3 separate regions of the Homo sapiens genome follow, and all the other regions are linked to region 1. Evidence: chromatin loops called from intact Hi-C (ENCODE). Cell type or tissue: CD4-positive, alpha-beta T cell. All regions are shown on one strand. Region 1 has its middle 21 kb from the start of CDCP1. Region 2 overlaps CDCP1 (CUB domain containing protein 1). Region 3 overlaps CDCP1 (CUB domain containing protein 1).

Region 1 (8,000 bases):
GGAGACCGTGAGGGTACCTGTCTGATTAAACGATGGGTTTGACATTATGCTGCAGTGGGGGAAAGGCTGGGTAGGGAAACTGGGGACAGAATGTAGACAGTAAACTTGACCTAGTCAACTCACAAGCTTGTGGGCAGCTGGAGGCAGAAAATGATTGACTTCTCCAAACATTTTGTGTTTCTGAGTGACTTAATGGGAAGGAAGTGGGTTCATTCCAATCTATCTTCTGCACCCAGATCTGTACCAATCCAGAAGGCAACTTGACCCAACCAGCAATTTTGCCTAATATTCTGTTCAGGGCTCTATGTTAGGTACAAAGAAGAGGCGTACAACAAAGGCCAACAGTGGGGGTTGAAGACCTGTCTGCAACATTCCTCCTAGGAAATGGTAGAGTCTCATTCCCCTTCCCTTGACTATGAGTCCCTTTTAGTGACTCGATTCTAACCAATGAAACACAGGGGAGTGACATTGTGTGACTTCTGAGGCTAGGTCATAAGAGAAAATACAGCTTCCTCCTGTCTGATGTGTTCTCTCTCTCTTCCTTTCTCTCTCTTGGAGCCCAGCCACCATGCTGTGAAGAAGCCCAGGCCATAAAGGGAGGAACACTCGTGGGTGTTCCAGCCAGCAGTGCCAGCTAAGGTCCCAGCTGGCAGCCAGCACCAGTCACCAGCCATTAGTGAGCAAGCCTCGGAAGATTCCTGCCCCAGCCTTCTGGCTGCCCTAGCTGATACCACAGAGGCAAGCAAAATAAAGCCCCTAGGTTTTGGAATGTTTATTATGCAGCATGAAGTAACTGGAGCACAAATACACAGAGCCAGGCTCTAACCCAGCCCGGGACAACTGGGAACCAAGCACGGTATATGGAACATCCTAAACATTCCTCAGCTGACAGGTGTATATTCCGCTGTTTTCAGATGGAACAAAATCAGTTCTGAGCTGTGGCACCGAGCTGTAGACCCACATATAAACGATGTGCCATCCAGGTGGGGGAAATGAAGGAAGGCCTCAGAGGGGAAGCCGTTTTGACCACACTGTGGAGGATGAGGAAGACAATTTCAAGAGAAAAGGGCAATGCAAATCACAGACACTGTGAGCTGGACACTGTGGCCTCAGGGCGCTCTGGTCAATCCCTGCATCCTCTGTTAAAGATTGGCAGTACTGACCCCTGCACTCAGGCTTCCTATGTCCTACTGGGCATGTCCCCTCTTCAGGTCACCTAGAGGCTGCCCTCAGCTCTCCTCTCCCTGACCTTTAGGGTAGGAGGGATTTGACAGAATTTGATGTTCGTCCACCAGAGGTGGTCTGTTGACTGTTGAGTGATTTCCACAGAACTGTGTATTTTGCATTCCTTATCTTTCCATTCCCCACCTAGACCCCTGCAAGGCCCCGCAATTTCTTTTCACCCACTCACTGCTTCGTTAGTGCTGGAGTTAGTCAGATCTCATCAGTCCCTCCTCGATGGCTCCTTCCCTCTTGTTCCACTGCTGACAAAGGGGCTTGCTCTCCACCAGCCTTCCCTGTTGGACTCTGTGCTTTGGAACCAAGTAATTGTTCCATTACTCATTACGTTTTACAGTTATAAATGCAAGACAAGTCCATTACAGAAAATGCTGAATCAAGAAAAGAAACTACACACAATCTCATCACCCTGCCCCGCCATCAATAACCATTCATCTCGTCTTCTTTGAGGATTTTTTTTTCAACACCTATAGCGTTTTTAAAATCCTGTTATAGCCGGGCACGGTGGCTCACACCTGTAATCCCAGCACTTTGGGAGGCCGAGGCAGGCAGATCACCTGAGGTCAGGAGTTCGAGACCAGCCTGGCCAACATGGCAAAACCCCATCTCTACTAAAAATACAAAAACCAGACATGGTGGCTTACCCCTCTAATCCCAGCTACTCGGGAGGCTGAGACAGGAGAATTACTTGAACCCAGGAGGCAGAGGTTGCAGTGAGCCTACATGGCGCCACTGCACTCCAGCTTGGGTGACAGAGCAAGGCTCCATCTCAAAAAAATAAAAAATAAAAATAAATAAAAATAAACAAACCCTCTTATCATACTGCACATTCAATTGTGAATGCTGAGTTTTGTCTTTGGTGTCACAGTGCATGCTTTTTGTCATCATTTTCTTTCCTAATGAATACGTAGTGGTGTCAAGTGGCTGAACCTCGTTTTCTTTAACTATTTTTACAGTGTTTGGCATCTACGTGGTTTCCAGTTTTTCCCTGCAGTAAACATCTCCCTGCCTAGGGCTTTTTCTGAAAGCTGAACTACTTCCTCAGGACAGATTCCTAAGAGAAATGACTGGGTCAGAAGTTGTGGGTATATTAATGGCTCTGGATATAGACCACTTGTCAAATTATCTCAGCGACTTGTTTCTTTGAACTGTGATCTTGTAGTTAATGCTGTTGTTGTTCTGGAAGTATTAGATGACCACTGGAGAAAATTTGGAAACGTTGAGAGAAGTGAATAAAAATCAATCTCATTTCACCCATAAAATGATAATCATTATCAGTAACATGTTGGTGTCTTCCTCTCCAGTCTATTTTTCTTCATGTAAGTTTTAGGGTTTTTTTTTTTGTTTCAGTGCCTATATGAATTAGCATAATTATCATGGCACTCTAAATAAATTAGACTTCATAATTTTTCTTGAACATAACAGCTAAGCATTTTCCACTTTATTGCAAACTTCAAACAGTTTAAGATATTTTCCACTGAGTAGATGTATCCTCATTTACTTTCCCATTATCCTATTTGGGGACACTTACACTGATTCCAAATTTTTGCTCTTAAAAACATTTGCCAGGAATAAATCTTCAAGTTCTGACTTAAAAAGCAGTTTGTAAGTTGGGTAAACAGAAAAATGATGAAAACTTACAATAGAAGAGTTGACTAATTGGTCTTGATTGTGGAAAAGGCTAATTTCTAAGCTCCTTCCTAGATTCATGAATGGAATTTAAATAACTAAGCTTTTTTTTTGTTCGTTTACAATCAAAGCAAACCCAATGAAGATTACTGATTGGGAGCCCAGACACCTGGTTTTCTGGTGGTTTTTCCCTCGGACAAGTCACAGGCCTGGCCTCTTGTGACTTAGTCAAATGCACAGTCAGACTAAACGGTGGCGGCACCGGCGCTGCAGGGCTCCCGGCTGTTTCCTTTTACCAACCCACACCGTTGTCAAGGGCGGCGCCTTCGTTAAGCATTCCTCAGTCACCGCGGTGAAGTTGCCATTTGCTTCCTGCCTGACTCTGACTCACACAGCAGCCTGGGGCACAAGTCCTACCATCTGTGGGCCTGGGCCGGCTGGCGGCACAAAGAGGAGCAGAAAGTGTGCCTCGATGCGCAGGACATGAAAAACAAGTGATGCCGCTTCCTGTGTGCAGACATGGAAAGATAAGGAAGAGGCTTATGATGTTGGAAAAGAAAACAACAGCGGCAACAGAAACCAAACCTGAGGGCAAGACAAACAGTATATGCTATCGTTTGTATAAAAATAAAATAGAGAGCCAGATATGCACATACCACCCCCGGTCCCCCCAAAATAAAGAGCTCAATGGCAGTGAAGGGCTATATAGTCACCACTGGCAACTGCAGAATGGATGCTTATTGTTCCTCAGAAAATTACTGTATTTCCTGCGTGACTCAGAGTTCTGTTCACTGCATTGGTCGGTTGAAAAGTGACATAGGCTTGGGTGGAAGGAGTGAAGCCAGTTCCCCAAACACTTCCTTGGTACCCAGGCTGACCTGTGGTGGAGACATCCTCCCCCAACACCTGTGCCCATTCCAATGGCAGACAGGCAGTCAGATGCAGGCACACTGAGAAATGCAATTAGGAGAGAGAAGGAAGGAGAGGGAGAGAAGGGAGACAAGGGGTGCAGCTAGAGAGGGAACAGAGTGAGAAAAAGAAAGAAACTTTGGCCATCTTTTGAACAACCATGACAATCTTGAGGAGTTTTGGTGGTGCTTCATTTAGGATGAGCTTTTAATGGTCCTATTCTCTAAAGGCAGCCTCCTTCTCAGGATGTCCTTACCCTGAGCAGCTCAGAAAATCAAGGGCTGCTGCAGCCTGGCAGCCTTTTGCTGGGGACTGGTCCTGCCTGGAATGGGTCTTGAGACCCTGGGTTGGCCTGACCTCCAGTCCTAGCCCTGTTCTTCCAGTACAGTAACAAGTGACCTTGGCCCATGATCATGGCTGGCCACCGCCCAGCCTCTGGGAAGGCCTCAGCCCAGGAGCCCCCATCTGCTCACCCACTGAAATGGGCCTCTCCCGCTCCCCAGTGAGGCCTTGGAGCAGAGCCACTGAGAACCCTGAGGCCCTAGGAGAGAAGAGAAGAATTAACAGGGTCAGTTGTTTCCAGATGTCTCTTACTTATGTCAGGATTAATCTTTTTACTACAGAGCCATTAAACTGGACAGAACACATGGAGAAAATGCATATAAAGCAGATGTCCTGGATAACAAGGAGAGGAGGTAAGAACCACGAGGAGAACATGGAGTGGACAGAAAGCACTGCCCAAGGATGACACACATGACAGGAGGAAGCAGGGACCCTGAAGGCCAGCCAGGCTCCTGAGGCTTCAACTCTACCGCTTCAGAATCTTCTGCCAGCAACTTGACACTAGTTCCCTGTATTAGTCTGTTCTCATACTGCTATAAAGACATACCTGAGACTGGGTAATTTATAAAGAAAAGAGGTTTAATTAGCTCATGGTTCTGCAGGCTGTACAGGCTTCTTCTTGTGGGGAGGCCTCAGGAAACTTACAATCATGGTGGAAGGTGAAGGGGAAGCAAGCACATTTTACATGGCTGGCAGGAGAAAGAGAAAAAAAGAAAGTGCTACACACTTTTAAACAACCAGATCCCCAGATAACGCTAGCACAAGGCAGCGCTAGGGGGATGGTGCTAAACCATTAGAAACCGCCCCAGTGATCCAATCACCTCCCACCAGGCCCCTCCTCCAACACTGGGAATTACAATTTGACATGAGATTTTGGTGGGGAAACAATTCCAAGCCATATTATTGCCCACTCAAAAGGCTGGGCTGCCTGCAGGGCACTCCCTTCCTTGCTTCCTCCTTCCCATCTTCCGACTGGGGTCAGTAAAACTGAGTAGCAAGCCAAGGCTGGCCTGACCACAGACCCTGATTTGCTATGGGAAATTTCTCTTCTGATCACCTACCTACTGCTTCCTGCCACCGTTAGGGACTGAGCTAGTCAGTGTCTGCAAGTCTTTTTTTGTTCCTGAAAAGTGACTCAGGATACAGGAAACAGAGATAAAAATATTGTGTTAGGCCGGGCGCGGTGGCTCGTGCCTGTATTCCCAGCAATTTGGGAGGCTGAGGCGGGTGGATCACCTGAGGTCAGGAGTTAGAGACCAGCCTGGCCAACCTGGTGAAACCCCCCCATACTAAAAATACAAAACTTAGCCAGGCATGGTGGTAAGCGCCTATAATTCTAGCTACTCAGGAGGCTGAGGCACGAGAATAGCTTGAACCCGGGAAGCGGAGGTTGCCGTCAGCCAAGATCACACCACTGCACTCTGGCCTGGGTGACAGAGCAAGACTCTGTCTCAAAAAAAAAAAAAAAAAATGTGTTCATAATAATAGCAAGTGCTTCCAAGCACTCACTGAGTGCCAGGCACTATGCTCCATTATTTGGTCCTATTTGGTCCTTATAATGACCCTATCAGGTAGATGCAGTTATATATCTCCAGTTTATATGTAAGGAAACAGGCTCATAGAGGGTAAAGATCAAACAGTAGGCTAGATTTGAAGGCAGGTGGTCTTCGACTGTGTACCCTTAGAACAGTAACACATCTCATTACTAACACAGCTGATTGGAGGACATGGCTTAGATCGGTCGCCAGTGGGGCTTGCTGATACATCACTCTTGAATGAGACTATCTTAGCCACTCACGCTTGGCAGCACCAGAAGCTGTGGGGAGTGGAGCCCTGAAGCGCATTTCACAGAGGAGCAGAGGACACCTGCACCCCAAAGAGAGAAAAGCCACCAACCTCTGAGCAGAGCATGCTGCAGCACCCAAAGTGTCTGGGGGCAAGGGTGATGCTCCAGCACTGTGGGATCTCACCCTTGCCTGCATGTTAGTAACCTGAGAAGTTTTCAGTTACTTCCAATGCCCAGCCTCCCTGTTGTCCTCCCCTTCCCCAGTGAAATCCCATCCCTGGGTCCCATATGGACCCAGGCATCCATATTTTTGAAACTCCAGGTAATTCCAATAGGTGGCTAAGGTTGAGAACTACTTCTGGGAAGGAATGTCCTTATGGGACAGTAGGTCCAAGGGAATGGTTTTTTCTTTTTTACATTAATATTGGGATGTGGGAGTGGGATGAATAACAGCTGTAAGACCCTGTCAGTCTCTCACACTTCGGTGTGGATTAATTTTGGTCTTGATTCCCCTCATGACGGGTGAGATCCAGGCACCAAAGCAATGTGAGTGTTTATAGCAGAGAAGGGAAGGGTGTGTATGGCTCAAGAGGGCCAGCCCCAGAGAGGACCAGCTCTGGTGGGAGATACAGTGGGCCAGGGAACAGAGGCCTTAGAGAGAGAACTTGAAGATGGACAAACATCATGTGCTTCCTGGCTTGCTCCAGAGTTGGCCCCAACTGGCTGTGAGTTTCTGCAGCTCAGAGTCAGCGTCTTAGAATAGGCCAGCGTGGTCTCGGGTGACAGTCACCCAGCATCTGTTGCAAACTTTTCACAGCGCAGGAGATGATTCTCCCCACCCCAAGTACCTCTTTGGACAAATAGCTCTTCCTTGAACTAAGCTAAAAGTCCTCTTCCTGTGACATCCAACCCATGCCCAGAGTTCTGCTCTGTAGAGATACAAACAAGAATTCCAGTCCTGGCTCAAGAGAATGGCCCTTCAGACACTGGAACCCATCCCCACCTCTCTCAGAGCCTGCTCTTTCCTAATTGCCTTCATGCTGCCTAAATCACCTGTTTCAGGCTTTCAAAGGAATCTTTACGGCTTCTCCAAGGATGGCCATGATGCTGCCATGTACAGGTGAAGTCTGTGTCCTCTGGCCCCGATTGTAGGGTTCTGCCTGTACCCTGCAAGTATTCTCTTGAATCTTCAGTACAATACTGCAAAACAGACACTCTGATGAACATTTTATAGATAAGGGAACTGAAACTCAGAGCTGCAAAGTAACTTGTGCAAAGTCACAAAGCAGGTCGTTGGCAGATTCAGACCCAGGCCTACCCGATGCCAAGACTCACATCCATCTTAGTAAACCTCCCCTGTCAGTCCCTGCTGGGGAACAGCACACCGCAGCAAGTGCTCTGAGCATCACACGAGCAGTGGAGCCTCCCCTGGCCTGGAGACCCTTCTTGACTTCTAAGCAAAGATGAGACTGGTTTGGCCTACCCCATCCGACCCCAGGAGTCCCAAACAGACAAATGCTCCCAGAAAAAACTACCCCTGTCACTGATGAAGTTCACCCCATCTCTCTCATAGCCCTTAGAGGTGGTATGAGTTTTCCTCCCAAACACTTTCTTGTTTATGCTATTTTCTTTCTTGGCACTTTTCTTGGGACTAGCCTTGGACCCTTCAAATATATTTTATTACTTGAAAAATTCAGGCCAGGCGCAGTAGCTTACGCCTGTAATTCCAGCACTTTGGGAGGCCGAGGCGGGCAGATCACCTGAGGTCAGGAGTTCGAGACAAGCCTGGCCAACATAGCAAAAGCCCGTCTCTACTAAAAATACAAAAATTAGCCAGGTGTGGCCATGCATGCCTGTAATCCCAGCTATTTGGGAGGCTAAGGCTGGAGAATCGCTTGAGCCCAGGAGGCGGAGGTGACAGTGAGCTGAGATCAAGATCACACCACTGCACTCCAGCCTGGGGGACAGAGCAAGACTCTGTCTCCAAACAAAACAAAACAAAACAAAACAAAACAAAAAAATTCAAACGACAGCCCAAAAAAAGAAAAAACAAAGCAGTAGAGGAGCCAAGGAAGAAATATCCCCTTTGCTCTCT
Region 2 (8,000 bases), 88 kb after region 1:
CCACGTGGCCATTTTCCTTCAACTGAGGGCTCAAAACTCCTGGACAAGTTGCTGGCTCCTGAGACCAGTATTTCCTGGAGCTGTGCCTCAGTGAAGGGGCCCAGCCTGAGGAACCCTGGCTCTTTTCTTTAAAGCCCAGGCCCCACTTACGTAAAACATTTCAGGGTCACTGGAAACAGTGAAGTGCCATTTGTTGAAGCCTACTGCATGCCAGCCCACTGCTCATCCACGTGGTCTGCCATGCCTACGAGGAAGGCCAGCGCATGCAGGACTGGTCTCTAATGCTGTGGTCATTGCACAGAAGGGAAAGGTCTCAAGGAAGAGTCAACTGGAACAAGCACAAGCCCACCGGACATGGCCTTGGTAAAGGTTAGCAGACTGGTGTGTGTGGATCTGCAGTGCTTCACTGGAAATAATTTATTCATTGCAGATACTTTTTAGGTGGCATTTTATTCATTTCCTGTGCTTTAAATAAACAAATGTACCAAAAAACAAGTATCAAGCTGTTTAAGTGCTTCGGCTACTTGTCCCCTGGTTCAGTAGAGGCCCCGGTTTCCCAGTTGTTGACTGTGACAGGCTCAGCATGGGCTCAGCAGATGCTGTCTTAATTTGTGGATGATACAGAAAGCCAGGCTTTGGGATACAAGTTCTTTCCTCTTCATTTGATGCCGTGCACTGTGTGAAGCAGATGTTTTTGTCCGGAAATAAAAATAATAGTCTTGGAGTCTCGCCACCACTGGTTTTCAAGTCTCCCTGTATGCAAGTGGAAGGAATGGAAGCTATGCCAATGGGTAGCTGAGAGGCCAGGGCTTGTTCTGTTCTGTTCTGTTCTTGTGGGGGCTACATGGGCCCCACCCTTTGTGACCTTTCCCAATACCTAACCCCCATAGAGGCCCAGGGCCACCCTAATCACTGACCACAGTTGATCTCTAAGCCCCGTGGAGGTCACCAGCCACCAGAACAAAAGTTAAGGGAGAGCAGTGAGAGAGGGAAGTTCCCATGGCCCCCACCATCTGCCATGCACTAGGAGGGGAGACCCAAGCACATTGGATTGAATCCACCGAGAAAACCAGATGTTGCTGTGTAATGAGCCACCCCAAAATTTAGTTAACAATTAGTAGTTTTGCTCACAAACCTGTAATTAGAGCAGGGTTCAGCAGGGACTGTATATCTCTCCTCCATGTGGCCACAGCTTGGGCAGCATAATTAGAATCCTCTTTCAAGTGGGCTCCATGACACTGCTGACAAGTTAGTGCTGGCTATTGGCTGGGAGCTTTGACTCCTGGTCACTTGGACCACTGCACAGGGCTTCTTCACAACATGGTGGCTGGGTTCCACAACTGAGTGCTCCCAGATTCTAAAGGTCAGAACAGCCAGTCTCTCAGAGGCTGGAACTGGACACTGGCATGACATTACTTCCATTCTATTCCTTTTTTTTTTTTTTTTTTTTTTTTTGAGACAGGTTCTCACTCTCTTGCCCCAGCTGGAGAACTCCTGGGCTTAAAGCGATCCTCCCACTTCAGCCTCCCGAGTAGCTGGGACTACAGCCATGCACTACCATGCCCAGCTAAACTTCCATTCTATTCTATGGGGGGCATTAGTCACAGAACCTACTCCGATTTACATGGAGGAAGCAAAGATTCCCCCACCCCATCTCAGTGGGAGAGGTGTCAAAGAATTTGCAGCCATCTGTAATAGGCTTCAGTGGGGCTGGGGAGATCACAGCCAAGTACCATGCCTGTGGACAGCACTGACCACCTTCACTACTGCGTCCTTGATCACCATGACCACATCTGGGCTGCATCCCACCTCTGACTGCCCCTTCTCCTGGATCCTGTTCCCAGGACTCAAGGTTCAGTCTTTGGTCTTCTGGCCTTTTCTCTCTGGACACTGCCCCATAGGGAGGGTACTGTCTTAGTCCATTTGTGTTGCTATAAAGGGATACATAAGCCTGGGTAATTTATGAAGAAAAGAGGTTTATTTGGCTCATGATTCTGCAGGCTGTACAGGAAGCATGAAACCCAGCATCTGCAACTGATGAGGGCCTCAGGCTACTTCCCCTCATGGCAGAAGACAAAGGGGAGCCTGCATGTGCAGAAATCACATGGTGAGAGAGGAAGGGAGAGAATGGCAGGGGAAGGGGTGGCGCTAGGCTGTTTTCAACAACCAGCTCTTGAGAGAACTAAGAGAGGAAGAACTTGCCGTGGACCCAGGAAAGGCATTAACCTATTCTGAATGGCTATACAAGATTACATCTTCTAAGGTCACTTCACGCTCTAGAATGCTTTGATTCCTCCAGTCACCCAGGCCCAGAATATTGGACCTAACTTCATTTCATCCCTGTCACTCACCCTGATTGTTCTAGATTCTCCTCCCATCCAACATCCCCCTCTATTCCACCATTCCTTTTTCATCATGTGACTCCCTCACTCTGAAATCTGTGCCTCCAGACTTGGTTGGCCCTTAGAACAGAATCCTTGGTCTTTTGCTGGTGGTGTGGCACCTCCAGTCCACTGCCTGGCCCTCCTAACCTCTTCAGACCTCTCTCCGCCCACTTCATCCATGACTTCAAAACTCTATTCCAGTGGGGCTCTGAATCCACTCCTGCCCACACCTTGCTCTTGCCCACACCTTGCTCTTGCCCACACCTTGCTCTTGCCATTGTTCCTGGACAACTCACAGCAAAAGCTGCCCACCTTCCATGCCTTACCAGCACTTCAGAGTCTATCACAGAGCCCATTTTCTCCAGGAAGCCCTCCAACTCTGCTAAGCTCTCCTTCTAAATCCCAATAGTCCTTTTGATTCATAATTCTTCTGCATGTAGCTGTATTAGTTTCATAATTTAAAAAGCTTGTGCTTGTGTGTCTTTTGCTTAACCAAGATGCTACTTTTTTCAGAGGTAGAGGTCCATGTCTTGTACTTAGTCCATCTGTCTCACATTGTCCAATGCAGTGGGTGCCCTAGAAATTATGTCTGTTACATTTAATTGTCAGAAACATGTTGTACTTCAGCTATGACTTCAGGCAGGTGTTATACTGGAGGCTTCCAGATGGCAAGGAGGAAGTAGATGTCAGGCAAGTGCCCTGTGTTTTACAAACCTTATCTCATGTCACCAATTAATATCCTAGCAGCAAAGCTTATTTTCAGCTTACTGGTGAAAGAAGGCCCAGCAAGGTGAAGTCACGAGCCCAGGGTCACAGAGCAGCAAGAGGCAGGGCAGCAACCATACAGCCTTTCCACAGTGCTCTGCTACTCAGCTAGGCCATGAGACTGGGTTCTCCTGGGAGCCACAGTCGGGAGAGTGGCTGCCGAGGAGTCTGGTGGACCCCAGGGCTTCCTAGATAGTGTTTGTCTCTTTTTCTTTCCTTCAGGAGGCCACAAGTTTGAGGTGGAGGAGGTCTCAGGGACACTGAAGCACAATATCTAGTCCTAGGCACAAGATTAAATATTCTAAGGCCACTTCTAACTCTAGAATGCTTTGATTCCTCCAGTCACCCAGGTCCAGAATATTGAACCCAACTTTGGTTCATCCCTGTCACTCATCCTGATTGGCATTTCTGCTTCCACCTATATGCCCTGCCCTTTCTGGACTTTGTGTTGGCAGCTCCTCCCCCAGGTCAGGGATACTTGGGGATCTGATGTTAAAGCCACAGGGCAAAGCACCTATAGCCCTCCAGGCTGCTGCCAAACCTGTCTCCTTTACCCTCGCCCTGCCCTTCAGACCCAGCCTCTCATGGACTTCTGTTCCCCACGGAAGAGGGGAGTCCTGTTCACATCTGTGTGGTCTCTGGGATCATCTCTAATCAGTGCCACATCAAGGCATCCTCAGCCAGTCCTGGGGAGCCTGCAAACGACACCCAACCTCACAGCTCACTGTTCTGTTTGGGCGGTTCACAAGGCTGTTTCTTGGCTTTAAACGTGCTTATGACGAAATGAGAAAGGTGGAACTCAGCCTCCTGCTGGCCAATTCTCTCCTAGCCTCAGGCTTCATAAGAACAATTTTTTTTTTTTTTTGAGACAGAGTCTCGCTCTATTGCCCAGGCTGAAGTGCAGTGGCATGATCTTGGCTCACTGCAACCTCCACCTCCCAGGTTCAAGCGATTCTCATGCCTCAGCCTCCTGAATGGCTGGGATTACAGGTGTGCCCCACCACGCCTGGCTAATTTTTGTATTTTTAGTAGAGGCAGGCTTCACCATGGCCAGGCTCAAACTCCTGACCTCAGGTGAGTCTGCCTGCCTTCACCCAGCAAAGTGCTGGGATTACAGGCATGAGCCCCTGTACCCAGCCTTAAGAACCTCCTAATGATCCCATGAGTTATATGGATGAACCAGCACGGCCTCTTCTCTGCCCTTTAATGTAGGTGTATTAGTCCGTTTTCATGCTGCTGATAAAGACATACCTGAGACTGGGAAGAAAAAGAGGTATAGTTGGACTTGCAGTTCCACATGGCTGGGGAGGCCTCAGAATCATGGTGGAAGGTTAAAGGCACTTCTTACATGGCAGTGGCAACAGAAAAATGATGAAGATGCAAAAGCAGAAACCCCTGACAAAACCATCAGGTCTTGTAAGACTTACTCACTACCATGGGAACAGTATAGGGAAAACTGCCCCCATGATTCAAATTATCTCCCACCAGGTCCCTCCCACAACATGTGGGAATTATGGGAGTACAATTCAAAATGAGATCTAGGTGGGGACACAGAGCCAAACCATATCATCCCACCCCTGGCCCCTCCAAATCTCATGTCCTCACATTTCAAAACCAATCATGCCTTCCCAACAGTCCCCCAAAGTCTTAACTCATTTCAGCATTAACCCAAAAGTCCACAGTCCAAAGTCTCATCTGAGACAAGGCAAGTCTCTTCCACCTATGAGCCTGTAAAATCAAAAGCAAGCTAGTTACTTCCTAGACACAATGGGGGTACAGGTATTGAGTAAATACAGCCATTTCAAATGGGAGAAATTTGTCAAAACAAAGGGATTATAGGCCCCATGCAAGCCTGAAATCCAGTGGGGCAGTCAAATCTTAAAGCTCCAAAATGATCTTCTTTGACTCCATGTCTCACATCCAGGTCATGCTGAAACAAGAGGCGGGTTCCCATGGTCTTGGACAGCTCTGCCCCTGTGGCTTTGCAGGATACAGCCTCCCTCCTGGCTGCTTTCATGGGCGAGCGTTGAGTCTGCGGTCTGCGGCTTTTCCAGGTGCACAGTGCAAGCTGTCAGTGGGTCTACCATTTTGGGGTCTGGAGGACAGTGGCCCTCTTCTCACAGCTCCACTAGGCAGTGCCCCAGTAGGGACTCTCTGTGGGGGCTCCAACCCCACATTTCCCTTCTGCACTGCTCTAGCAGAGGTTCTCCATGAGAGCCCCGCCCCTGCAGCAAACTTCTGCCTGCACAGCCAGGCGTTTCCATACATCCTCTGAAATCTAGGCTGAGGTTCCCAAACCTCAGTTCTTCACTTCTGTGCACTTGCAGGCTCAACACCATGTGGAAGCTGCCAAGCCCTGGGACTTGCACCCTTTGAAGCCACAGCCCACGCTCTACATTGGCCCCTTTCAGCCATAGCTGAAGTGGCTGGGATGCAGGGCACCAAGTCCCTAGACTGCACACAGCACAGGTACCCTGGGCCTGGCCCTCAAAACCATTTTTTTCCTCCTAGGCCTCTGGGCCTGTGATGGGAGGGGCTGCCATGAAGACCTTTGATATGCCCTGGAGACATTTCCCCATTGTCTTGGGGATTAACATTCGGCTCCTCATTACTTATGCAAATTTCTGCAGCTTTCATGAATTTCTCCTCAGAAAATAGATTTTTCTTTTATACTGCATTTTCAGGCTGCAAACTTTCCAAACTTTTATGTTCTGCTTCCTTATTAAAACTGAATGCCTTAAATAGCACCCAAGTCACCTCTTGAATGCTTTGCTGCTTAGACATTTCTTCCACAGATACCCTAAATCACCTCTCTCAAGTTCAAAATTCCACAAATCTCTACAGCAGGGGCAAAATGCCACCAGTCACTTTGCTAAAACATAACAAGAGTCATCTTTGCTCCACTTCCCAACAAGTTCCTCATCTCCATCTGAGACTACCTCAGCCTGGACTTTATTGTCCATATTGCTATCAGCATTTTGGGCAAAGGCATTCAACAAGTCTCTAGAAAGTACCAAACTTTCCCACATTTTCTTGTCTTTTTTTGAGCCCTCCAAACTGTTCCAACCTCTGCCTGTTACCCAGTTCCAAAGTTGCTTCCACATTTTTGGGTATCTTTTCAGAGGCACCCCTTCTGCTGGTACCAAGTTACTGTATTAGTCCATTTTCATGCTGCTGATAAAGACATACCCGAGACTGGGAAGAAAAAGAGGTTTAATTGGACTTACAGTTCTGCATGGCTGGGGAGGCCTCAGAATCATGGTGGGAGGCAAAAGGCTCTTCTTAACATGGTGGTGGCAAGAGAAAAATGAGGAAGATGCAAAAGCAGAACCCCCTGATAAAACCATCAGATCTCATGAGACTTATTCACTACCATGCGAACAGTATGGGGGAAACCACCCTCATGATTTAAATTATCTCCCACCAAGTCCCTCCCACAACACGTGGGAATTATGGGAGTACAATTCAAGATGAGATCTGGTGGGGACACGAGCTAAACCATGTCAGTAGGGACACAGATCTAAACCATGTCAGTAGGTAACTGCAAGAGCTAGACTATGGTCATTTGAGACCCAGCCAACAAACAAGCCTAGGAAAAGATTAGCTATAGTCTACAGGACTCAGAAAGAGGGAAGATCTGAAACTGATGTAAGAAAAGAGCTCCCCACCCCAGCCTTCTGCCCAGGCCAGCAGCAGTGCAGCAGCAGCAAACGCTCTCGCCTTTGTTCCCTCTCCCATTTTCAACACTCTGACTGCCCAGCCCGCATCCTCAAGACCCAGGAGGCAGCTTCGTGGTCATGTAACCTACGCGTTACACAGAGCCTGCAACTCGGAAGGGCCCCACACTTGGTCTCTGCTGTTGCCAGCTCAAAATTCTTAATAATTTTTGAACAAGGGACCCAGTGTTTTTATTTTGCCCTGGGCTCTGGCAAATTAAGTAGCCAGGCCTTTTCAGAGGATGAGGCAGTCTCTGAGAGGTTAAACAACCTGTCTGGGGCTTCACAACTAAGAGACAGACCGAGATTTGAGTCCTAGTGTGTCTTAAACTCCATCAGCCTCTTTCTTCAGGGTGCTGGCCTCTGCTTGCTCACCCAAACTTTCCACTCCTGTGCACATGATTTTTAAACTCTATCAACGGGCCTTCTGTGCCACACCTTTATAAGCTGGCTAAAACTCATTTGGCTGATCATCTAAAAAGAGAACGTTTGTAAATTGGCCTATAGACAGAATAGGTCTATTTAGACAGGATGGACTACAGAACTGCTTATGTTCAAGACAGTAGCCAGCAGCTACATGTGGCTATTTAAACTTCAGTATTTATTTAATTAAAATTTCATTAAATTTGGTGCTAACGAATACATCAAAATACACTGGGTTTCCTTTTTCAAATTAAGTGTGCATGATTGTATATGGAAGAGACTAAGGTCCCAGGGTAGGAAAACTAAGAAAAGGGATATGGAGTTCTTACTTGACTTGAATATGCATCTGAGGGTGCTTTGTGTGAATACATTGCACACTACAGCATCTTATTTCTTTTTTTGAGTTGAGTTTCAATAAAATACAATTCTTCACCCTTCTAAAAAAATGTAATTCCTCAGTTGCACTAGCCACATGTTCAAGCTTTCAGTAGCTATATGTGGCTAAGTGGCTACTATATTGAACAGCACAAATATAGAACATCTCTGTCATCACAGAAAATGCAATTGAACAGGGCTAATATAGCAAATGTGTGTGTGTGTGTAGTGTGTGTTCCATGTATTGAATGATTACTATGTACCAAGAACTCTTCTAAAATATTTATACGAACAGTTTTATTGAATCCTCATATTTAATTTTCAGTCCTTATCTTAC
Region 3 (8,000 bases), 56 kb after region 1:
GCTCAGGTGATCCTCCCACCTCAGCCTCTGGGGTAGCTGGGCACACACCACCACACCCACTTGTCTTTTTGTTTGTTTTTAAAACGACTGTACATTACTTTTATAATCAGTTAAACCAATAAAGTGACTTCCACTTTGAAAAAGGAAAAATGTAACAAGTGACACATTTCACAAGTCAAGCCTTTGAATGCATTCAGTCTCTCAATCCTAGGATGCCCACATGGCTTACTATGTAGTAAAAACCCATGCTCACAACTTTTGAAAATGATATGAAAATATCAATTTCTAAAATAATAAATCTAGACACTGAATCAGGTCCAGTGGTCCACCTGCCCTTCATTGCCTTTTCTGAACAATCATTCTGAAATCAGCATCAGATAAAATTTGATGTCTCCATTCTCATCTCTTCTTGAATAGTTCCATGAGAACTAATGAAAGTTGGCTGAGCATGGTGGCTCATGCCTGTAATCCCAGCACTCTGGGAGGCTGAGGCAGATGGATCACCTGAGGTCAGGAGTTCAAGACCAGCCTGGTCAACATAGTGAAACCCCTACTAAAAATACAAAAGAAATTACCCAGGCATGGCAGCACACACCTATAGTCCCAGCTACTTGGGAGGCTGAGGCAGAAGGATCACCTGAACCTGGGAGACAGGTTGCAGTGAGCCAAGATGGTGCCACTGCATTCCAGCTTGGGTGACAGAGCAAGACTGCATCTCCAAAAAGAAAAAAAAAAAAAAGAGAGTTAATGAAATTAGAAATCTGCTGGGGAAAATGAGTTTATGAATCACTTCAGAAATAATACTTCTCCATCCTCTGGACAGGAATCATTTTAGTTATTTAAAATGTTTTCACTGGACAGAGTACAGGAGAAGATTCCGAGGCATGCCAATCATTTTGACTACTCTTACCTGTGTGTTCATCCTAAAAAACAAAGCTCTTAGCATCAAATGAAAAATTGCTTTCATAACCTGACTCTCACAGTGTCACATGGCTGCTGACAGAGCTGAGGCTGGGAGATGGGGCTTTTTGACTCCAGATTTTACTATAGAATTAAATCAGAATCCCTGGGATGGTCCAGGCATGTGTAGTTTTTAAACGGCCTGCAGGTGAGTTGTAGGTAGAACCAGAGCTAAGAGTCACTGCCTTACTAGAGTTAAATGTTTCCACAAGAGTACAGAACCTAGCCAGAGCCAACTGATGTTGCCCTGGGCACACTGGAGGTGTGCGTGGAAAATCACTTGAGGTCTGCTTTTGAAAGAAAGAGGTGGCTTGATATAAACATTGAAGTTTCCATGAGCTCCTAAAATAGGAACTACCTTTACTAACACGCAAAGTCTAATTTTAGTCACGTTAGTCACCATGTTATCTAACCCTGTGTTATTGGTTAGACAGCATAGCGCATTGGCAAGAAAGGGCTGACCAAACACAGCCTGAGCTTTCGTCCTGGGATCTGGAATTGCCGTGTACTTGCTGCAAGTGCCAGCCCAAGTCACCTGGATCCACAGCTGCTTTGCAAAAATTAGAGGTCTGGCTTGGATGACCTCAGAGATCCAAGACTGATCTGAAATTCTCCATAATTCTATTTTGAGTGGACAATACTTTCAAATACCCCAATAGAACAGCAGTAAAGATTCACAAATTATTATTATGGAGGCCAGAGTCTATCACACCTTTCAGATGCCCCCTGCTCAAAACAACAAAACCTTAATGTTACATTGCCTACTTTCTGTTTCGTCCCCTCACTTTCCTCTTGTTTTCTCTTTGATAATATTTCTTGCTTTGTTTTAAAAGGCTTAGGAAACAAATATATCAAAGGATGTTATTAGCTGTTAGCCTTAAAAAAAGAAATTCAACTGCAGTGGTTATAAAATATCAGCATTAAGGCAGTGCAAGAAGAGAAATGGCGCCGCCAGATTCCAGCTGTCCAGGGGAGTTGCACGTTCAGAGTATATTTGCTATGTTGATGAATGTGTTGATGGGGAAACCAGTTTTAAAGGATGGATCTTGGCACTGTGCTCTACAAATTGTGAAATCGTGACTCTCTTAGTACAGGAGAAGTAGGAGATCCCAAAGCACAGACTCTGCTACAAATGCCTTCCTTCTGGCTTCACCCACTGGACCCCAGGAACTTAATCTGGAAATCACAGTAGTTAAGAGATGTCTCAAGTCTGGTGACCTGGAAGCAGAGCCTGAGACAGGATTTTTTGTTTAAGTCAGTGATCAAGAAAGTGCTCTCAGAAGTGAGGAAAGCAGGATAGAGCAGGGCACGTAGCTGAATGCAGATGCGGTTTTAGCTGAAGAGTAGCTTCAGCCTGACCCCATGGGGAGCTCTGGAGTATGAATGGCATACCCAGGTTACATCACTTGAAGCAAGGAGGTCAGACTTTTTAATTCCTGCAGGAGGCCATTATTGGCTGTAGACAGCACCTCTCCCTTGGGATGGGCATGAGGGGCTGCAACACCTCTCAGGCTTTTCTGGTTCAAGGCAGCTCCCCCGAGCTGAGGCACTTCCCCGAAGGAGGGTACATCTGTGAGCCATTGGCCACTAAGACTCACAGCAGTTGGGGCCTGGGTGCCCCTGCCTGGTAAAGGCCACCTTGGGGGAGCCCCAAAGAGTCTACTACAGGGGGCTGAGTGGTGGAGGAGGAGTGGTGTGGGGCCTTGGAGCATCTGTGATCAAAATTGCTTCTGTGACTGTTTTTCAGACTGTATGTCAGGCCCATGTCCTTTTGGGGAGGTTCAGCTTCAGCCCTCGACATCGTTGTTGCCTACCCTCAACAGAACTTTCATCTGGGATGTCAAAGCTCATAAGAGCATCGGTTTAGAGCTGCAGTTTTCCATCCCTCGCCTGAGGCAGATCGGTCCGGGTGAGAGCTGCCCAGACGGAGTCACTCACTCCATCAGCGGCCGAATCGATGCCACCGTGGTCAGGATCGGAACCTTCTGCAGCAATGGCACTGTGTCCCGGATCAAGATGCAAGAAGGAGTGAAAATGGCCTTACACCTCCCATGGTTCCACCCCAGAAATGTCTCCGGCTTCAGCATTGCAAACCGCTCATCTATAAAACGTGAGAAAGCCCCTCCCTGCTATCTGATTAGGTTAAAACACACAAGATCATCATTGTTCTAGGTCAGAAATGGTCAAATGTCAGCAAATCTCTAATACTCAATATAAAAACCATAAAGGAAGATCTAGCTCTCTTATAAGTGACATGGGTCATGCATTCCTAGTGTGAACCCCCTCTTCTCTATTAAACAAACGGGGTGATTCTCTTTGTCCTTTTTGCATGTGATACTTGTTTTCAAAAAAATGACAAGGGATTGGTTCTACAGACCCACCTTGATTGCTTCATTTCTAACTTCTTTGTCTTCCATCTCTTTCACATTTTCTGTAAACGTATCAGTGATGTGCAGAGCTCACTCACACTGGCTCATAAAAGCTGTTTTTTGTTTTTATTTTTGTTTTTGTTTGTTTTGAGAAAGAGTCTCAGTCTGTGGCCCAGGCTGGAGTGCAGTGGCACTGTCTTGGCTCACTGCAACCTCTACCTCCAGGTTCAAGCGATTCTTCTGCCTCAGCCTCCCAAGTAGCTGGGACTATAGTCGTGCGCCACCACACCCAGCTAACTTTTGTATTTTTAGTAGATACGGGGTTTCACCATGTTGGCCAGGCTGGTCTCGAACTCCTGACCTGAGGTAATCCTCCTGCCTTGGCCTCCCAAAGTGCTGGGATTACAGGCATGAGCCACTGCACCTGGCAGAGAGCTGACTGTTAAGTGTTCAGGCATTTTGTGAGCTGATGTGAAACAGATCCGTTATAAAAAAATAGAATTAAATTAACATAATTAAATAAATTATTTTTAAAACAAAGGTAATAAATACTCAAAACTCATCACTTCCTAATTATTTTACTGTTGCCTGTGCTTTCAGGGTTATTTGTGTTGTCGTATCTGTATGGAGGGAATAATATAAAGGTGTGCTACTGCCCAACTCCACATTCAGTCACCTGGTGTTGGTAGCTTGAAATCAACCGTGGTGGGATTATTTACATCCACTATGGAAGTGGGCAGACGCTATAAGTCAGGGCTCTCCCCTCTACCACTGGACCGGTTTTTAATATTTACTCGCACACCACTGATGTGTCTGCATTCCCAATCTCTGCCTTGAGTCCAAATATACAGTATCTAGACCCACTGCTCAGGATCTGAGAACTGCAGTCATTTTTCCTACACCCCCACCCCTCGGCTGCAGACAACCAGGACAGGGTCTAATGGCTCCCTATTCTTTCTGGTTTGGGTTCCACTCCCACTAGGTCTGTGCATCATCGAGTCTGTGTTTGAGGGTGAAGGCTCAGCAACCCTGATGTCTGCCAACTACCCAGAAGGCTTCCCTGAGGATGAGCTCATGACGTGGCAGTTTGTCGTTCCTGCACACCTGCGGGCCAGCGTCTCCTTCCTCAACTTCAACCTCTCCAACTGTGAGAGGAAGGAGGAGCGGGTTGAATACTACATCCCGGGCTCCACCACCAACCCCGAGGTGTTCAAGCTGGAGGACAAGCAGCCTGGGAACATGGCGGGGAACTTCAACCTCTCTCTGCAAGGCTGTGACCAAGATGCCCAAAGTCCAGGGATCCTCCGGCTGCAGTTCCAAGTTTTGGTCCAACATCCACAAAATGAAAGCAGTGAGTGAGCCCCACTTTCCTTTTTCTTCCTCCTCCAGCACCTTCGTTGTTTCCTGGGTAGTCTGCCTGGGTGAGGCTCCCTTCCTGTTTCTCATCTGTGGCTTCTGAAACACTTAGACTCTGGACCCAGCAAGAGTTTCAGGAAGTGGGTTGCTAGGCAGTTAGACAGGCTTGTTGGTGAACACCCGGTATGTAGTTCCATTTCAGCACAATAAAAAGAAATCTTGCATTCAAGATGCTAAATTGTTTTTAACGAAGGCATTGAAAGGTCATTTTTCTAGATCTTATGTCTTGACCCTGCAATGTGAATGAGGATGTCACCCGCACCATCAGCGATGATGATGGGAACTTACAGTTTTATGGCTCAGCACCCCTACTATGGACACATACTCTGCATGTCATCTTGTGTTAGGCACGCCACTTACACAATCTCAGCTAATCTTTATTGCAACCCTGTAGGGGAGGTGGGAATTATCTTTATTTACTAATGAGAAACCAGAAGGTTCAGAGAGGTTATGGAACTGGCCTGACATCACACAGCTTGTTAAGAGCAGAGCAAGCTCAGAACCCTGAGCCTGTGCTCTGGCCCACACTGAAGCCCAGTTAGGATGATGAGAATTAGGTTGGACATCATTCCACAAAAGTTGCTGAGATGCCATGAACATAGAAAAGCGGAGTTAAGGCCAGGACTAGGGTAAGGCAAAGTGCCCAGGGTGCAATATATAAGGAGGTACCCACTCTCAGGGTCATGTACCTGCAAGGTCAGCCCCTGAGAGTGAGCACCTCCTTAAACTTTGCTCCCTAGGTGCCTGGCTTGCCTCACCCCAGTCTTGGCCCTGAGGGGTGTCGTGCAGATTTTGAGATAAAAGATACAAAATTAACTCAGACTGGCTCTTCCTGGGCCTCATGCATGATGTGAAGGAGTGAGTTGTGGCAAGTGGTCTCCAACCAGGACATTTCTGATGTGTGTTGCTAAGGATGGACGCTGTTCAGAGGGCTGATTCTCATTCTTGTTTTTACTATTATTTACTTCTAGGAAGTAGGCAGAGCCAGGCAGAAAAATTAAGTGGGAGTGTGGAATGGCGTGCTGCTGTTTTTTGTAGGGCTGATAAGCATCTGAAAAGTGGCAGTGTGGGATCCACTAGAGGGATTGCCCAACTGGTGCTGCCCTGGAAACGTCCATATGTATGTATGTATAATGTGTGTATAGATATATATACAAGGGGCCGGGCACGGTGGCTCATGCCTGTAATCCCAGCACTTTGGGAGACCAAGGCAGGCAAATCACTTGAGGTCAGGAGTTCGAGACCAGCCTGGCCTACGTGGCAAAACCCCGTCCTACAAAAAAGTCAAAAATTAGCCAGGCATGATGGCGCGCACCTGTAATCCCAACTACTTGGGAGGCTGAGACATGGAAATTGCTTGAACCCAGAAGGCAGAGGTTGCAGTGAACCGAGATTGGGCCACTGCACTCCAGCCTGGGTGACAGAGTGAGACTCCATCTCAAAAAAAAAAAAAATATATATATATATATATGTATACATGCATATATATATATATGTATACATGCATATATATATATATGTATACATGCATATATATATATACATGCATATATATGTATACATGCATATATATATATACATGCATATATATGTATACATGCATATATATATATACATGCATATATATGTATACATGCATATATATATATACATGCATATATATGTATACATGCATATATATATGTATACATGCATATATATATGTATACATGCACATATATATATAGTGTGTGTGTGTGTGTATCCATTGAGACATTTTTATGATTCCACTGTCACAACTGTACAATCAGAATGTTGAAAACAGCCACAAAAGGATTTAGAAATGGAGTGGGCTTGGGGTTTAGAAGACAGGGGGATTTGTTTATCACCTCAGTCATGGTGGAATGCTGCTTAGAAGCTCTGATTAATTCTGCTAACTGTAACATCAGCTGGGTTGATTTCTAAAACTAATCAAATTGTTAAACGTGCTATAAACAGCATCAAGAAGGACATGGATTTAGTGCTGAGATTAAAGGGCAATAACTGCCGTTGAGAGGTGTTTAGCAGTGTCAAGCCCTCTAACTTTGCACTGTTTCTAGCGGAGTGAGTGGACTTGGCGGCAGAAATATCTTTGGGGATAAATTTAGGTTGGGCTGGACTGCCTGAGAACTCTGATCTCTGGGCAGCTTCATCTTGATCCTCTGAACCTCTATGTGGACCCTAAATTTCAAGGGCTAGCCCAAGGAAGCCAGTCCTGTGCCCCTACCTGTTTGTCTGACCCATTCTTTTTTTTTCTTTTTTTTTTAGGCAGAGTCTTGCTCTGTCACCCAGGCTGGAGTGCAGTGGCGTGATCTCGGCTCTCAGCTCACTGTAACCTCCACCTCCCAGGTTCAAGCGATTCTCCTGCCTCAGCTTCTTGAGTAGCTGGGATTACAGGCGCCTGCCACCACACCCAACTAATTTTTTGTATTTTTAGTAGAGATTGGGTTTCACTATGTTGGCCAGCCTGGTCTTGAACTCCTGGCCTCAAGTGATCCACCCGCCTCGGCCACCCAAAGTGCTGGGATTACAGGTGTGAGCCACCACTCCCAGCCCTCATTCTTTATTCTCTCTCATTTGCTAAGTGTTTGTAGGCAGCTTGTATTGCTGGCAGCATAGCCCCATTAAGGATAATGACCTGGAGTTGGCCTGCATGGATTTGAATCTGGTTCCCCCACTTACTTTGACCATGGGCAAGTCACTTCACCTCTTTGTGACCCAGTTGCTCATCTGTAAAGTGGAAGTGGTAAGACTGTCCTCATCGGGGTGTTGTGAGGACAGTGTGAGGTAGCACAGTGCCTGGCAGGTAGTGAGCGCTCTTTAAATGTTTCCTGCAGGGTTCTAGGTCAAGGCAGGCATGCAGGGTTAGAAAAGACACAACACGGGCCGGGCGCGGTGGCTCATGACTGTAATCCCAGCACTTTCAGAGGCCGAGGTGGGAAGATTATAAGGTCAGGAGTTTGAGACCAGCCTGGCCAATATGGTGAAACCCCATCTCTACTAAAAATACAAAAAATTAGCCGGGCGTGGTGGCAGGCACCTGTAGTCCCAGCTACTCAGGAGGCTGAGGCAGGAGAATCGCTTGAACCCGGGAGGTGGAGGTTGTGGTGAGCCAATATTGTGCCACTGCACTCCAGCCTGGGCAACACAGCAAGACTCCATCTCAAAAAAAAAAAGAAAGAAAGGAAAGAAAGACACAACACTTGTTCAAACAAAGAGATTAGACTGTGGCTCCAG

What was found. Peaks named below come from ENCODE experiments on the same cell type or tissue, not always from the same donor. Only the 100,000 strongest peaks of a DNase experiment are listed, where the experiment ranks them.
Region 2: it touches region 1 in a loop (11-fold over the local background); 4 of 110 quality-filtered maps call a loop at or near these places.
Region 3: a loop joins it to region 1, with 4 times the contacts of the local background. A loop is called at or near these places in 20 of 110 quality-filtered maps.

The regions. Positions count from the first base shown.
Region 1 is chr3:45,162,892-45,170,891 of GRCh38, reverse strand. No RefSeq gene overlaps it. Among named protein-coding and RNA genes, the nearest start is that of CDCP1, 21 kb to the right of the region's middle. RefSeq lists a silencer at 3,072-3,191 and enhancers at 2,752-3,715, 3,716-4,679. In CD4-positive, alpha-beta T cell, no CTCF peak of the experiment used is centred here; DNase peaks (open chromatin) are centred at 3,201 and 3,671; H3K4me3 peaks cover 503 bases; H3K27ac peaks cover 1,395 bases.
Region 2 is chr3:45,075,010-45,083,009 of GRCh38, reverse strand. It overlaps CDCP1 (CUB domain containing protein 1), which reads left to right. Exons shown (of 9, transcript NM_022842.5): 9 at 1-733. It overlaps LOC124906233 (a long non-coding RNA gene), which reads right to left. Exons shown (of 3, transcript XR_007095898.1): 2 at 1,136-1,357; 3 at 435-753. Among named protein-coding and RNA genes, the nearest start is that of CLEC3B, 53 kb to the right of the region's middle. In CD4-positive, alpha-beta T cell, a CTCF peak has its summit at 3,897; DNase peaks (open chromatin) are centred at 3,939 and 6,529.
Region 3 is chr3:45,107,153-45,115,152 of GRCh38, reverse strand. It overlaps CDCP1 (CUB domain containing protein 1), which reads left to right. Exons shown (of 9, transcript NM_022842.5): 3 at 2,708-3,070; 4 at 4,312-4,680. Among named protein-coding and RNA genes, the nearest start is that of CDCP1, 35 kb to the left of the region's middle. In CD4-positive, alpha-beta T cell, no CTCF peak of the experiment used is centred here; a DNase peak (open chromatin) is centred at 4,802; H3K4me3 peaks cover 973 bases; H3K27ac peaks cover 1,056 bases.